Linked DNA regions of Mus musculus: region 1 is linked to region 2. Evidence: chromatin loops called from intact Hi-C (ENCODE). Cell type or tissue: heart. All regions are shown on one strand. Links, peaks and the distances in the headings refer to the core of each region. The heading gives the core; the rest is flanking DNA.

The links. Hi-C counts contacts between places; a loop is a spot of excess contacts. Peaks named below come from ENCODE experiments on the same cell type or tissue, not always from the same donor. Only the 100,000 strongest peaks of a DNase experiment are listed, where the experiment ranks them.
Region 1: it touches region 2 in a loop (4-fold over the local background); 7 of 42 quality-filtered maps call a loop at or near these places.

The regions. Positions count from the first base shown.
Region 1 is chr2:128,184,157-128,190,867 of GRCm38, forward strand. The region is part of intron 1 of Gm14009 (a long non-coding RNA gene); the gene reads left to right. Among named protein-coding and RNA genes, the nearest start is that of Gm14009, 18 kb to the left of the region's middle. In heart, for the core only: no CTCF peak of the experiment used is centred there; a DNase peak (open chromatin) is centred at 3,425; H3K27ac peaks cover 493 bases.
Region 2 is chr2:128,242,329-128,249,039 of GRCm38, forward strand. No RefSeq gene overlaps it. Among named protein-coding and RNA genes, the nearest start is that of Gm14009, 76 kb to the left of the region's middle. In heart, for the core only: a CTCF peak has its summit at 3,267; a DNase peak (open chromatin) is centred at 3,443; H3K27ac peaks cover 322 bases.

The DNA.
Region 1 (6,711 bases), core at 1,700-5,699, 58 kb before region 2:
AGGCCAGCCTGGTCTACAAAGTGAGTTCCAGGACAGCCAGAGCTACACAGAGAAACCCTGTCTCGAAAAACCAAAAAAAAAAAAAAAAAAAAAAAAAAGATAGATCATTTAACCACCCAGATATTGAGGTGCAGCTTGAAATAAATCTTGGTTTCTCTGTGTGGTTAACTGGGGATTGATTTACTATTTATATCTTTATTAAAATATAATTTATTTTACACTCCTCATACTAGCTCAGCTTGTTTTTTGTTTGTTTGTTTGTTTGTTTGTTTGTTTGTTTTTTGTAACCTGGGACTGCTGACCAGATGTGGGCTTTCCCACATCAACCATCTGTCAACAAAATGTACCACAGGCTTGCCTACAAGCCATTCTGAAGGAAGCAATCCCTCAACTGAGCTTCCTTCTTCCTAGGAATGTCTGTGTCAAGTTATCTGTGTCAAAAACCAACCAGCACACTATATAGATGCTAGATGCACAAAGCAGCCCACTCACAACTCCAGCTTTTAGAAGGTGGAGATGGGATTCCTGGAGCAAGCTGGCTAGCTAGACTAGTCATAGCAACCAGCTCTGAGTTGAAAAAAGTAGAGAGTAATCATGAAAGACATCTGACATCAACTTTGGATGTCCATACAAATCACTACACAAATGTGAGCCTACACACATAAGCACACACATATCCATGCATGCATGCCACACAGGAGAAAGGAAAGAAAATGAACTGCTATGCCCCAAATGGTTACTAATGAGTGACCCGATTCTTAGCCTCTCTTAAAGTCAAAGCCTCCCTGCTCTCAGGGTCATAATGGAAGAGGCTTTGCCTGCATCAGGATGCTCAGTGAGTAGGAGCTGTTCTTCACTAATCCAGTCCCATATCCTCTCTCCCTGTCCAGCCACAGCCTACACACACACACACACACACACACACACACACACACACACACACACACACACACAGGCTTGCTGCAGAAGATCCAGGTTCCCACTGCAGCCACCTCTTCTGGGCACAGCTTCTCCTAGGTGAGGCATCTTCCTACCCTCTGCAATGACCTTTTCTCTCCAGCCTGACCCAGCCTGGCCCATCCCACTGGCCCAGCTTGACACACTTCTTGTCATATCTTCTGTATCCTTCTGCAGGTTATCCTGAGTAATGGCTGTGCCTGGTGGGCTCATTCCTCCTTTCATGGATTTATCCATTTGTCTTTTTTCAGCCATGTTTGTGAGGCACCTCCCATGAGCCAGGTGTGTATGATGTAGAGGAATGAGCCTGGGCTAGGGCAGGCATGAGTTCTGTTCTCTCTCCATCAGTTGTGTGGCTGGACAGATAACCATTTGTCAGCCTCCGGTTTGCTCTTCTGTAACATCAAGACCATCATGGATGGCATTGTGTGGAATGTGGGACCTAACAGTTCACCACAGGCCTTCTGTAACCCTAACTCTTTGCTTATGCCCTACTACTCCCACCACTGCTCCGACTGAAGCTCCTCACCAGTGCTCCACCAGAGCAAGTGACACATGGGGCTATGTTGAGGACTCTGAGTGGTTTAGGGTCAGAGCAGAGTTGAGGTGGAAGCCCCACAATAGCTGCCAGGCTCCTTAGATCATCGTGCATTCCTCTGAATACAGGCTTTCCTGGGTGTCCTGTCTGAATGGAGAGAAGGGAGCTGGTTGGAGCCCTTCCTTCAGGCCTGTGGGCTGCTTTGCTGAGCTATGTAGAGAAGAAAGCATAGCTCTCTCAGGGTCACACTGGAGCCATAATTGTGGGCAGATTCCTGAGACCGTCCTAGCAAGAATTCCTTCCAAACAGAGAGGGAGAAAAGGGCCAAAGAAGGAAGCAGGGGAAATAACAGGAAGTGAAGGCAGGTGCTAGTGAGAAAGGGAGGAAGAGGGCTTAAAGTCAGCAACCAGGGAGGGAGCAGAGCCACAGCGAGAATTGTCAGGGAGCCAGAATAATCTCTTGACATTCCTAGAGACATTCTAGAGACATTCTACCTATAGTAGAGTGCTTGTCTGGCATGCACGGGACCCTGTGCTCAAGTCCTAACCCTGTATAAGCTGGGCACTGAGCTGGAGAGGTAAAGACAGAGAGGATCAAAGCCATTCTTGCCCACATAGCAAGTTCAAGGCCAACCTGGACGACATGAGCCCCTGAGACCTAGTCTCAAAATAAAAGCGAACATCAAAAACACAGCCAAACCCAGGGCCTCAAATGGTACTGCAGATCCTCACAAGTGTGTGTTTATGTGTGTGTGTGTGTGTGTGTGTGTGTGTGTGTGCGCGCGTGTGTTTGTATATTCCTTCTCCTCATTTGTTGAAAGCTTTGACCACCTAAAGACTACATGAACACAATTACATTCATACACACACACACACACACACACACACACACCTTTTTTATGCCCTGTGTATTCCATTTTTATTTAAAAAAAAATAACTTGAACAAGGCTAAAATATATATTTTCTCACTGGTCAACCTCTCCCTCTTCCTCAGCAAAAACAACAAAGACCCCTGCATCTACTTTTCTTCCTAATCCCATATACGTAGATCGGAAATGGTTACATTCTGTAATTGTCACAGAGCAGTGGGGAAATGGAGTGAGCGGGTCGTCTCATTCTAGCCTCTAGGTTCTGGTCTTCTGCTAGGCTAAAGTAATCAAACCCTGCCATTGCTTGCTTAGCTGTTATAGCTAGAAGGGGGCTGATGTCCTTCGGCGATCTCCAGTACAGTTACAGTTGGACGGTGGCTGGGCTATAGTCACCAAACAATTGTCACTAACAGGATGGTGGCCAGTGCTGCCTAGTAGGATCTAGGATGGGGATACTGGCTGGCGTACTTCCTGGCCTTGTATGGGAAGGTCAAGTGTGAATGTGGCGGTCAGATTAGAAGGATGCTGTACTTCCTTCACGACCTGGCCTCAGGTGTCATTGAATGTCATTTGTGTCATAGTTGTACCTGGATTCAAGGGGCAAGCAGATCATTAGGTAAGTGAGAAAAGCATTTGGGATGGGAAACCTCTCTGTACCCACCCTGTGTAATAACATAGTGTTCAAATATTTGTCGCATTAGTAAGGATAAATTATGGAATTTTTGTTCTTTCTAAGAAATTGTCACAAACTATTGTGACATCGATGTCATGATGTCCCCATGGCCTTCAGACTGTGTGTTTCTCATCTCTGTTTACTCTTCACTTTCATCCTGACAAACAGGGGTACTGGTTTTGACCCCTGAGGTCCACTGAGTGGGTAAAGAGAGCCAGGGTTAGTTGAGTCCTCTCATGAAGAGTGATGACCATGGCTACTTCTCTGTGAGACAAACCAGGCATTTTGTTCAAGAGCAAAGCTGGGCCTTGGCAGGGTTGCCTAGCTTGCTGTTATCAATGCCCTGTCAGCAGGGTCATGTATTGGGCAAGACTAAACAGAGATGTATCCCTGGCATGGGTAACTGGGATCCATTTAGCTTGCATGGTCCAAGGAAAGGGCTTCATTTGAGGGGGCCAGATAGGAGAGCTGTGTGCTTTGAGAGGGAGATGCCTGGTTGGGGAAACTTTAGAGCAGCTGCTGTTGGGTTCCTTCCCAGAACTGACTCTCCTGGTCTCTGCAGTTCAGTTTCTGGATGCCACTTCTTCTCAGGACAGCACTGGTGTCCAGAAGTAAGGTTGGGCCAGGCTATACTCTAATTTTGTTTTCATCTGAGAGAAGGTGGGTGTCCTAAGGTCCTGTCACAGTAATTTACCTAGGGAATTAAAATGCAGATCCCAAGGCTGGAGAGATGGCTCAGTGGTTAAGAGCACTGCCTGCTTGCTCTTCCAGAGGTCCTGAGTTCAATTCCCAGCAACCACATGGTGGCTCACAACCATCCATAATGAGGTATGACGCCCTCTTCTGGGGTATCTGAAGACAGATACAGTGTACTTACATATAAAAATAAATCTTTAAAAAAAATCTGAGTTGATACTGATGTTGAAAAGTCAGGTGTAGTGGCACCCACTTGTCACTCCCATGTGGAGATGGTAGAGTCTTTGGGCACACTGGCTAAACTCCACTACTTGACAAGCCCCATGTCCCAGTGAAAGACTTTGCTTCAAAAGAAGAAATGAGAGGTGACAGCTGTGGGTGATCTCCTAGCATCAAAATGTACACACATGAAGACATATGTATAAGAATACATGCACATGCTGGGCAGTGGTGGCATACGCCTTTAATCCCAACACTTGGGAGGCAGAGGCAGGGGGATTTCTGAGTTTGAGGCCAGCCTGGCCTACAGAGTGAGTTCCAGGACAGCCAGGGCTACACAGAGAAACCCTGTCTCAAAAAAAAAAAAAAAAATGCAGATGCATACAGATGGGGGGCTACATTTTTGCTTTTTGTTTTAAAACTTAAGACAGACTCCCAATATAGCCTAGACATTACACACAGTAGACTAGTCCTGGGGAAGGCAGGAGAGGCAAAGCTGAGGTCAGGCTTGCTGCCCACTACAGTCTCTTCGGTGTGGCCTTGACCTGCAGCCACTTCAGAGGCTGAATCAGGAAGCGAGAAGGCTCTTCCAGCAGTGGGTTGGCCACATGTGCAGTGCCAAGGGACAAATGCCTTCCAGGCAGAAATCACACAATGTGACAAGACTCTTCAGTCAATTTTAGTCAACTTTGAAACTTCCGTTCAGCTCCAGGAGGGCTGGAATTTAGCATCTGTGTGGCTAGTGACCATCACACATTTCCTAATGTGTGCCGTGCTGTTTCTTTGCTTTGGAATCTAAGTACCCAATGGAAGAGCCATTTTCTCTGAGCTTTCACTCCCGTGGAAAGGTGAGTGCTGGAGCCCCCGGGGGCAGCAGTGGGCTTGCAGGAGGCACAGCCAGGTGATCGTAAATCTCAGCTTCATTGTCAGAAATTCAAGATGAATCGCTGTGTGTCCATTTGTGATTCTACTGTGAACACCCGTCTGTGTCCATAACTTGTTGTCCATGTTACAACAGTCTGTTCATGACTGCATAGAGCTCCCTGGAATGGAAAATGGCTGCCGATCCAGCCCAGCCTCTTCCTAGAGTTACCATCAATGGCAGCTTGTCGAATAGCAGGTTGATTTAGACCAAGAACTTAAATCTCCTGTTTGTTTGTTTGTTTGTTTGTTTGTTTGTTTCATAGAACAAAGCCAACAGAATGCTGCTGATAATTTCTGATTAATAAGCTTGTTCTTCAGAGGGTCTAATTTTCATGCTCTGCAAATTTCTCACAGAAACAACGAGCATGCACAGGACTTGCTTGGGTCTCAAGCAGAGGGTAGCTTTGAATGTCTGCCACTGGGGTGCTTGATACTTAAGGGAGATCATGCTGTCACCACAGAGCTCAGCTCATCCTAATTCTTTCTGGGTTGCCCAGGGTCCTGGACCCATGTCCTTTCTCCATGAGGAAACAGTCTCTCAGTCAGTAAAAATTCCCTGTTCCCCACTCCTAGGCAAGGACCTGATATTTCACCACCTCTACCAGGTGTCCTTATTTTCTTCCACTCTTGCCCTAAATGTAAGCACAGAGTCAACACAATAATTCAGAATGGGAAGCAGAGGTTGGGCTTGTTTTGAAAATACCTTTTAAAAAGAAGAGTTTTAGAACAATAAACGTATTGATAAAAATCACACAGCTGAAGTGAAACCCACTCGTCCACCTTCCTCGGGGCTTCCTGTTTTGGTTAACACATTATCGTCAGCCTCGGTGGTATTTCCACCCTCTGCTTCCACCCGCACATCTGGACGAAATGTGTGCTCAACGGGAAGGGTCTGGAGCCCTTCCCTGTTCTGTGCAGGTCGGGGCATTCCACCAGCTGTTACCAAGAAGGGGCCAGTGAAGCTCTGGCTGCCCTCGGAGCCAGCAGAGCCACAGCTTAAGTGGTCTGGACTGCTTTCTGCTCTGGACCCCTGGTTCCCTCCTTGTCATGGAGGAGGGGTGGTATTCTTCATTTTTCTCAGTCCTGAGAAGAACAGAGAAGAACAATCTTTGCATCGTCCATCTGCAGCTGTTTACAGCTAAGGGGTAAGTCGCCAAACATAACACTGTGAGTCCCAAACAGGACAAAATGAAAAGGTGAACGTGGTGATGGCTTGAATAGGACCCCTGCTACCCACCCTCCCAACCCCCCAGACTCATGTGTTTGAATGCTTGGCCCACAGAGAAGGGCACTATTAGGAGGTGTGGCCTCGTTGGAGTAGGTGTGACCTTGGAGGAAGTGAGTCATTGGGGTGGGCTTTGAGGTTTCCTATTTTCAGACTCTACCCAGTGTGGAATGAGCGCCTCCTCCTAGCTGCCAATTGAAGGCAGTCTCTTCTGGCTGTCTTTGGATCAAGATGTAGAACTCTTAGCTCCGTCTCCAGCACCATGTCTGCCTGCAGTCTGCCGTGCTTCCTGCCATGATGATATTGGACTGAACCTCTAAAACTGTAAACCATCCCCAATTCAATGTTTTCCTTTATAAGAGTTGCTTTGGTCTTGGTCATGGTAGCCCTTCACAGCAATAAAACCGTAATTAAGACAGTGACCGAGATGCTAACAGCAGCAGTCCCTCTCTGGCAACCCTGGCTCCCCTTTCCAGTGGACGTTAAACTACCCTAGCCAACCTTTGAGATCGGTCTCCCTACTCCTCCCTCCCCATGACTCCGTGGACTTCTTCCTTTTCTAATATTTTGCTGTTTTAGGCAGGGACTCAGGTGGCTCAGGCTGGCTTTGA
Region 2 (6,711 bases), core at 1,573-5,572:
GAGGCTCCCCAGAGCAGAAAAGATCATCAGGTTATTAAATAACATCCACTCGAGCCTTCCGGTGAACAGGTGTCAATTTCTTTCACTGAAGACAATTTGGTTTCTCTAGTGTTATTTGTAAGACTTGGACCCGTGTCCTTCTGCACTGTGTTCCATTTCACAGAGACCTTGAAGCCACCCATAAGAATGCTCACTGCAGGGGCTGCGAGACAGTTGAGTGGATCACGTGTTTGCTGTTGGAGGCATGAGGTCCGGGGTTGGGATTCCCAGAACCCACACAAATGTCATGGTGACCTGTAACTAACTCCTGCATTCAGAAGGCAAAGACAGGGATCCCTGGAGTAAGCCAGCTAGCTAGACAAACCTCTATCTGGGAGCTCTGGGCTCACATGAAAGACCCCTCCTTAATGAATAAGGTGGGGAATGAGGAAGACCCCTGATGTCAACCTCGATCTTCCAATGCACCCATGCACACACATATACTCAAGTGCCTTAGTCAGGGTTTCATTGATGTGAAGACATCCTGACCTTGGCAACTCTTATAGGGGACAGCATTTAATTGAGGCTGGCTTACAGGTTCTGAGTTTCAGTCCATTATTATCAAGGCAGGAGGATGGCAGTATCTAGGCAGTCATGGAACTGGAAGAGCTGAGAGTTCTACATCTTGTTCCAAAGGCAAACAAGAAGAAGACTGACTCCTCAGGCAGCTAGGAGGAAGGTCTCAAAGCCTACTACCATGGTGATACACTTCATCCAACAAGGCCATACCTCCTAATAGTACCACTCCCTGGGCCAAACATCCATCACATCAAACATTTATAGCACATACACATGTACACACACAGGTACACACAAACACACTTCTCATTTTTCATCTCAAGACCCCTAGTGAGGTTCCAAGGGCAGGAGAGAAGGCCTCTAGCTGTCTCTGGAGGAGAAATCTGTAGACTGCGTGGTCTGGAGGCCCATTGCATATCCTCCCCTGGCTTGTGCTGGGTCCTGGAATCCCACCAGGAACAGAGTCTAGCCCCTGTGGGCATCCAGGAGAGTGACAGTTAGAACCAGCACCGTGGAGTAAGCACAAGGCTGGAGGAAGCTATGGATCATGGCAGCCTTAACGTGACGTCGGCATGCTAGTGTTTCCAAGTTGACTCGGTGAAGGCCATTTCTTTACAAATCCCTCCTATTTTGCCGGTTGAACCTTGAACCTGCCCTTTTTAGCATTAATTGTCAAGTTGACATAGCAGCCTGAGATCATCTTGGAGGAAAGCCTCCACTGAGGAACTGGCCGAATCACATGGGTCTGTGGGTGTAAGTATGGGAGCTCGTTTTCACTGTGAGGTGATGGAGGAGGGGCCAGCTCACAGTGAGTGGTATTCATGGTGACTGAGGACAATATAAGAAGGCTACCTAAAGAGGAGCTCCTGACAACAAGTGGCATTCCTCCATGGTTTTTGCTTCAAGTTCCTGTCCTGACTTCCCTCATGGATGACCCAGAAGTAGTTCTATCCTTCCTTAAGCTTCTCTGTCAGAGCACTGTAACAGAGCTGAAACTGGGACAGACCCCATGATGTTCACATTTTTGAGGAAGAAACTTCTGTTAACCCTCAGGGTGTGTCTCTGGCACCTAACAGAACAAATGCCAACCCAGTTTTCACTCTGTCTGTCTACATAGGTTCAAACACAGTACAGCTTCACTAAAACTCACACTGCAGTGCAAATCCTCTGTTTGTAGTCTTGGGGGACAAGTGTTTGTGGGCGGCACCTTCTGAAAGCAGTGCGGATTCTCTCATGGGAGTGAACGCTTGTCATCACAGGACTGGGGTAGTTAGTGCAGGAGGGGGCTGTCATTAGATGAGGTTGCCCCTTTGTGTCCTCTTGTGCCTGTGCCTGCTTACCCTTCTGAGTCCTCCCATGAGTTGAAACTGCACAAAAACCACAAGGGAAGTCAGACAGATTCTGGTGTCATGCATCTGGACTTCCCAGACTTCAGAACAGTGAGTCCAAATAACAATGCATTTCTTTACAAATCACCCACTCTCGGGTGGTCGGTTCTAGGCACAGAATGCAGACTTATGCATCTGACATTTATTCCGTGAGGAGTTCAGATTGCGCACTCCCTTCTCTTTCCTCAGACACAATAAGGAAAACACGAGAAAATGCAGTCTGTCGTGTAGACCAGTCTTTTCTTGCTCCCACCCATCACCCCTCCTCTGAACAGGTAAAGGCACTTCTGTGATTCCGGAGGTATAGAGGGACTTTGAAGTCAGGTAGCCGCTGTCCAACAGCAGCACCACGGGAAAGGCTTCTGACCCCTTGAAGCCTCAGTTCCTTTGTGTATAAAACTGAACCTAGAAGTTACTTACATAGGGCAGCACTGGGCTAAGACTACCACTCAAAATACAGATTCTGTAGTATGAAAATTATTATGTACACTTACATGAGAACTGTTTTGTTTCTCATCTTAAATCCATACAACTTATTATTATTATTATTATTGGTTTGTATTATTGCTTTTCCATTTTTATTGTTATTTTATTGTACTTAGTTTTATTTTAATTTGTGCTATGCCTGGACATCTACCTGAAATTTAAGTGACCCATGAATGTCAAGGTTTGACATAGACTAGTGAATAGAATGGGCTCAGTCAATGGCAGTCATGATAGTTTCTAGAAATTCCTCAAGAAATTATCCAGAAGACTTCAGGGAGAGTTGGGGACATTCACACTCTAGTTGAAAGCACTTTTCTGGGCATACGACACGGATAAGACAGGCAAGACGTAAATAGGACCAGTTTTTGTATTCTCAAAAGAAAATGAGTAACCATTAATCCTAAGTCTATGGGTCCTATGCACAAGGGACATTCAGGATGACGTAGAGAACATGAAGAGGCCTCTGTAAAAGAACGCTAAAGGCTGAGTGACCAATGAGGAGCCAGGAGTACCAAGCAGATATTTCAAACATCAGGCTAAGAGAGAATATATGTGAGAGCACTTTGTAACTCTTCTGACCTGGCGACAGATGGGAATGGCTACTTCTATATCCTGGCTACCACAGTAACAGAAGAGACTATGTATTGTAGTCCTGAGGCAGTGACCCCCAGTGAAACGTATTTTTAAAAAAAAAATACATAGTGGGGGTCTCTTGTTACATTCTTCCACCCCGACTATAAAACTGTAAGATATAATGAGAATATTCTCCCCTCTGGATACTCTGGCTCCAGGCCGGACTCTTCTCCGATCTGTGTTCTCTTGGTGGCCCTGGTGGAGGGATGAGGAATCTGCCCTTCCAAGCCTGGCTCAGCAGGCTGGATCTTGGGTGAGGACTGAACAGCCAGGCCAGACAGCAGGCCGCCTAGCTGCCCCGACTCTCTGCTGGCAGACCTGGCCTTGGCCTGCTGTCTGCTTTCCAGCTCTGATTCTTCTGCTCGCTGGCCACTGGCCACAGTGTTGCTCTGCACTCCGTTATCTGGAACTGTCAGATCCTTTGGCTCAGCCTGTGCCATCCCATGGGGCTGTGTTTGCAGGCTCGGCCCCTCATGGCTCGGGAAGCGCGCCAGAGCAGAAGGGTTCAATACCCACAATACTCTTTGTGTGGGGCATGAGGGGCCATTGGAGGCTCTGTTGGCACTGACAAATAGTACTCACTCTGTGGGAAGCCTTGAGTACTCAGAATCCATTAGTAAGCAGAAAATTGAGCTTACAAGCCAGTGTGCCAATAACTTCATAATATATAGACTCATTATTCATATGTATATTATCTGTATACAGCCAGCCCCCAGTAACCAAGGATCCTACAACCCCAGACTAAACGAATCACGAACAAAAAATATTTGTTGTAACTGCATTTGTATTTAACAACGACAGATATTTTTCCTAAATGATACAACTACTAACACAACATCTAAGTTAACTGAGGACTGTTTAAATTTTATAGGATGGTATATGCAGGTCCATTGCAAATACTGAATCAGTTTATATGAGGGGCTTGAGCACTTATAAGATTTGGGCATCTGAGAGGTTAGACGCTCCAGGAAGCAGTCCCCTATAGATGCCAAGGGCAACCTCACAAACACATATGCACATATATGATACTATGTATAACTGCATATACATATGCATGATCTTCTTCATGGATGCGTATACATGTATAAATGGATGGATGACTGAAATATACACAACTCAGGCATAAGCAATGGTGTAGATATAGACACACTGGAGAGTTACTGGGCAGCACACCACTATGAGTTGCAATAGTTAGATTTTAGCTGGATTTAATTTTCTCCTTTTATTTTGCTCTAGTTTTTAATTTTCTGGAAATAATACACATGATGCAATCATAATAAAGGAAGTGGGGCTGAGGCTATGGCTTCATTAGTCGTGTTTCTGCTCAGCATGCACAGAGCCTATGCTTTGCTCCCTAGCACGGCATAAACTGGGCTTTGCTATGTATGTCTGTCATCCCCACCCTTGGGAGGTGCGAATAGGAGGGGCCCACCATGAAAAGAGCAGGCAGAGCCTGACGTCTGCTTTTGTAGATATTTTTTTCTGCTTGTATTTATTTGTATATGTGCACATATATACAAATGCACGTGGAAGACAGTCCAGCCTCGGGAGTTACATCTCAAGAACCAAGCCTCTGGGTTTGCTTGTTTGTTTGTTTTTTTAAAAATCTTGAGAGAGATCATTTAGTTGGCATGGGCCTTGCTGATTCTGATAGACAGACTGGCCAGCAAGTGAAGTTCCAGGAATTCTCCTGTCTCCACCTTCTTGGTGCTGGGATTATGAGCGAAGAAAGGCAGCACACTGGGATTTCCTTACATGGGACCTGGGGCCTGAGCCTTTTACTAATTGAGCTTGTCTCTGGCTCCCTTCACCATGTATTTAACTCATGTTTTATCTACACACTAGAACCCTGGGAGGCTCCTCTGACCTGAGAATCTGCAAAATATGGGAGACATCCATCCTCCTGCCCCACTCGGGTCTGCACAACTCCTCTACAGTGACCTCTGCCTGTTCAGATGGAGAAGGAGCCTTTCTTTCTGCTCCTTTCCCCTTCCTCCATCTCCCATCTCCTTTTCCTCTCTGTCCCTCCCGTCTTCCTTTCTTTCTGTCAGTCTCTGATATTCAGGGCCTTCCTGGGCAGTGCTAGTCTATACCAAATACTGTACTCCCAAGAGGTAAGCAGGCAAGAACCTGCCACACTACTGGGTATATGAATGTCCTGAGCCTAGCTGTGTCCACCAGTCCATCCCAGTCTGGCTCTGCAGTAGCTCAGTATGCAGGCCTGGGTTGCTCCTAGAGTGCTGTCTTCTCTGCCTGGAATGGCAGAAGAGCCGGTCTCCATCTTCTGCTGAGTCCGAGGCACCAGCTAGGAGTCCCATCTGTGGGTCCCTTCACTGGGACCCTCAGCCAGGACACAGTGACTAGGCTGTGCTCTTGTCCCATAGGAAACACAGGAGGCACTGAAGGGTAAGCAACAGTCCATTCCTCTAGTCCTGGCTCGTCCTACCTAGACCCTAGCAGAGCAGGGTGTAGAACAGGTCTGTCTTGCTGAAATGACACAGAATCCTCTGCTTGGAGCCACACTGGTAGGTACGGAGGCTTTGGAGTTTCCCAATGAGGCACCCTGCATATCTCAGCTCAGGTACCAGGAGGCAAAGCTGTCAGCACATGAGAACAGAGGACAGTAGAATCCCACATCTGTGCTCTCTCTGAACCTCCCGTTAGGGCGGGAAAGAGTGGCAGCAACTGTCTCAAGGGATGAGATTAATGAACAAATGTGTGAAGTGCTCCGAGTAGACAAGGACAACAGCTGTTAATTGGAGTAGCGCTAACTGCAGTGGCCTGGGGCCAATCCCTTCACCTCTGGAAGCCTCTATTTCCTCATCTGCAAGAGAAGAAAATAAAAATAGGCTCTCTACAGGATTAAGTGGGTGGAGAGGAAAATCCTTGTATTCTGTAAGCAATTGTATCTAGAGTTGTAACCAATGGAATTTCCTGTCTAAAGTAGCTCCAGTTAGGTAGTTACTATCTTTCAAAGCTGAATACATTAGCCATCAGCATCCATCCACTTAAATGCACACATGCACACATACACATGCACACAATACAAATGCACACACACACGTACACACATACACACACATGCACGCACACACATACATACACACACATGCACACACATGTACACACACATGCACACACACATGCACACACATACACATGCACACATACACACACACATACATACACACACACATGCACAGACATATGCACACACACACCCCTGTAAATGGAAACATCTGAACCATCATGTTTCAGCATCCACTTTTCCTCAGCTCTCCTGGATTGGTCTTCATGAGCTAGGAAGTCCATTGTGGCCAGTAGAGAATATAGAGTAAGGCATTTGGGACCAGACTGTGGGCACAGCCTGCAAGGTGCTTTTGTGTGAATAGAGAAGAGAACCCTTTCCCTGTGTCACACCTTGGAAAATGGGATTGCGTTAATGTTGATTGTCAACTTGACAAGATTTACAATCACTGAGAAGACACACCTCTGTGTCTGAGAATCACCTAGGAGACACACCTCTGGATGTGCCAGAGAGTAGAACCCGTGATCAGAGAAGTTTAACTGGGGAAGAAGACCACTTTCAAAGTGGACAGCTCTCTTCCATGAACTGGGGTCCTAGAGTGAACAAAAAGTAGTAAGA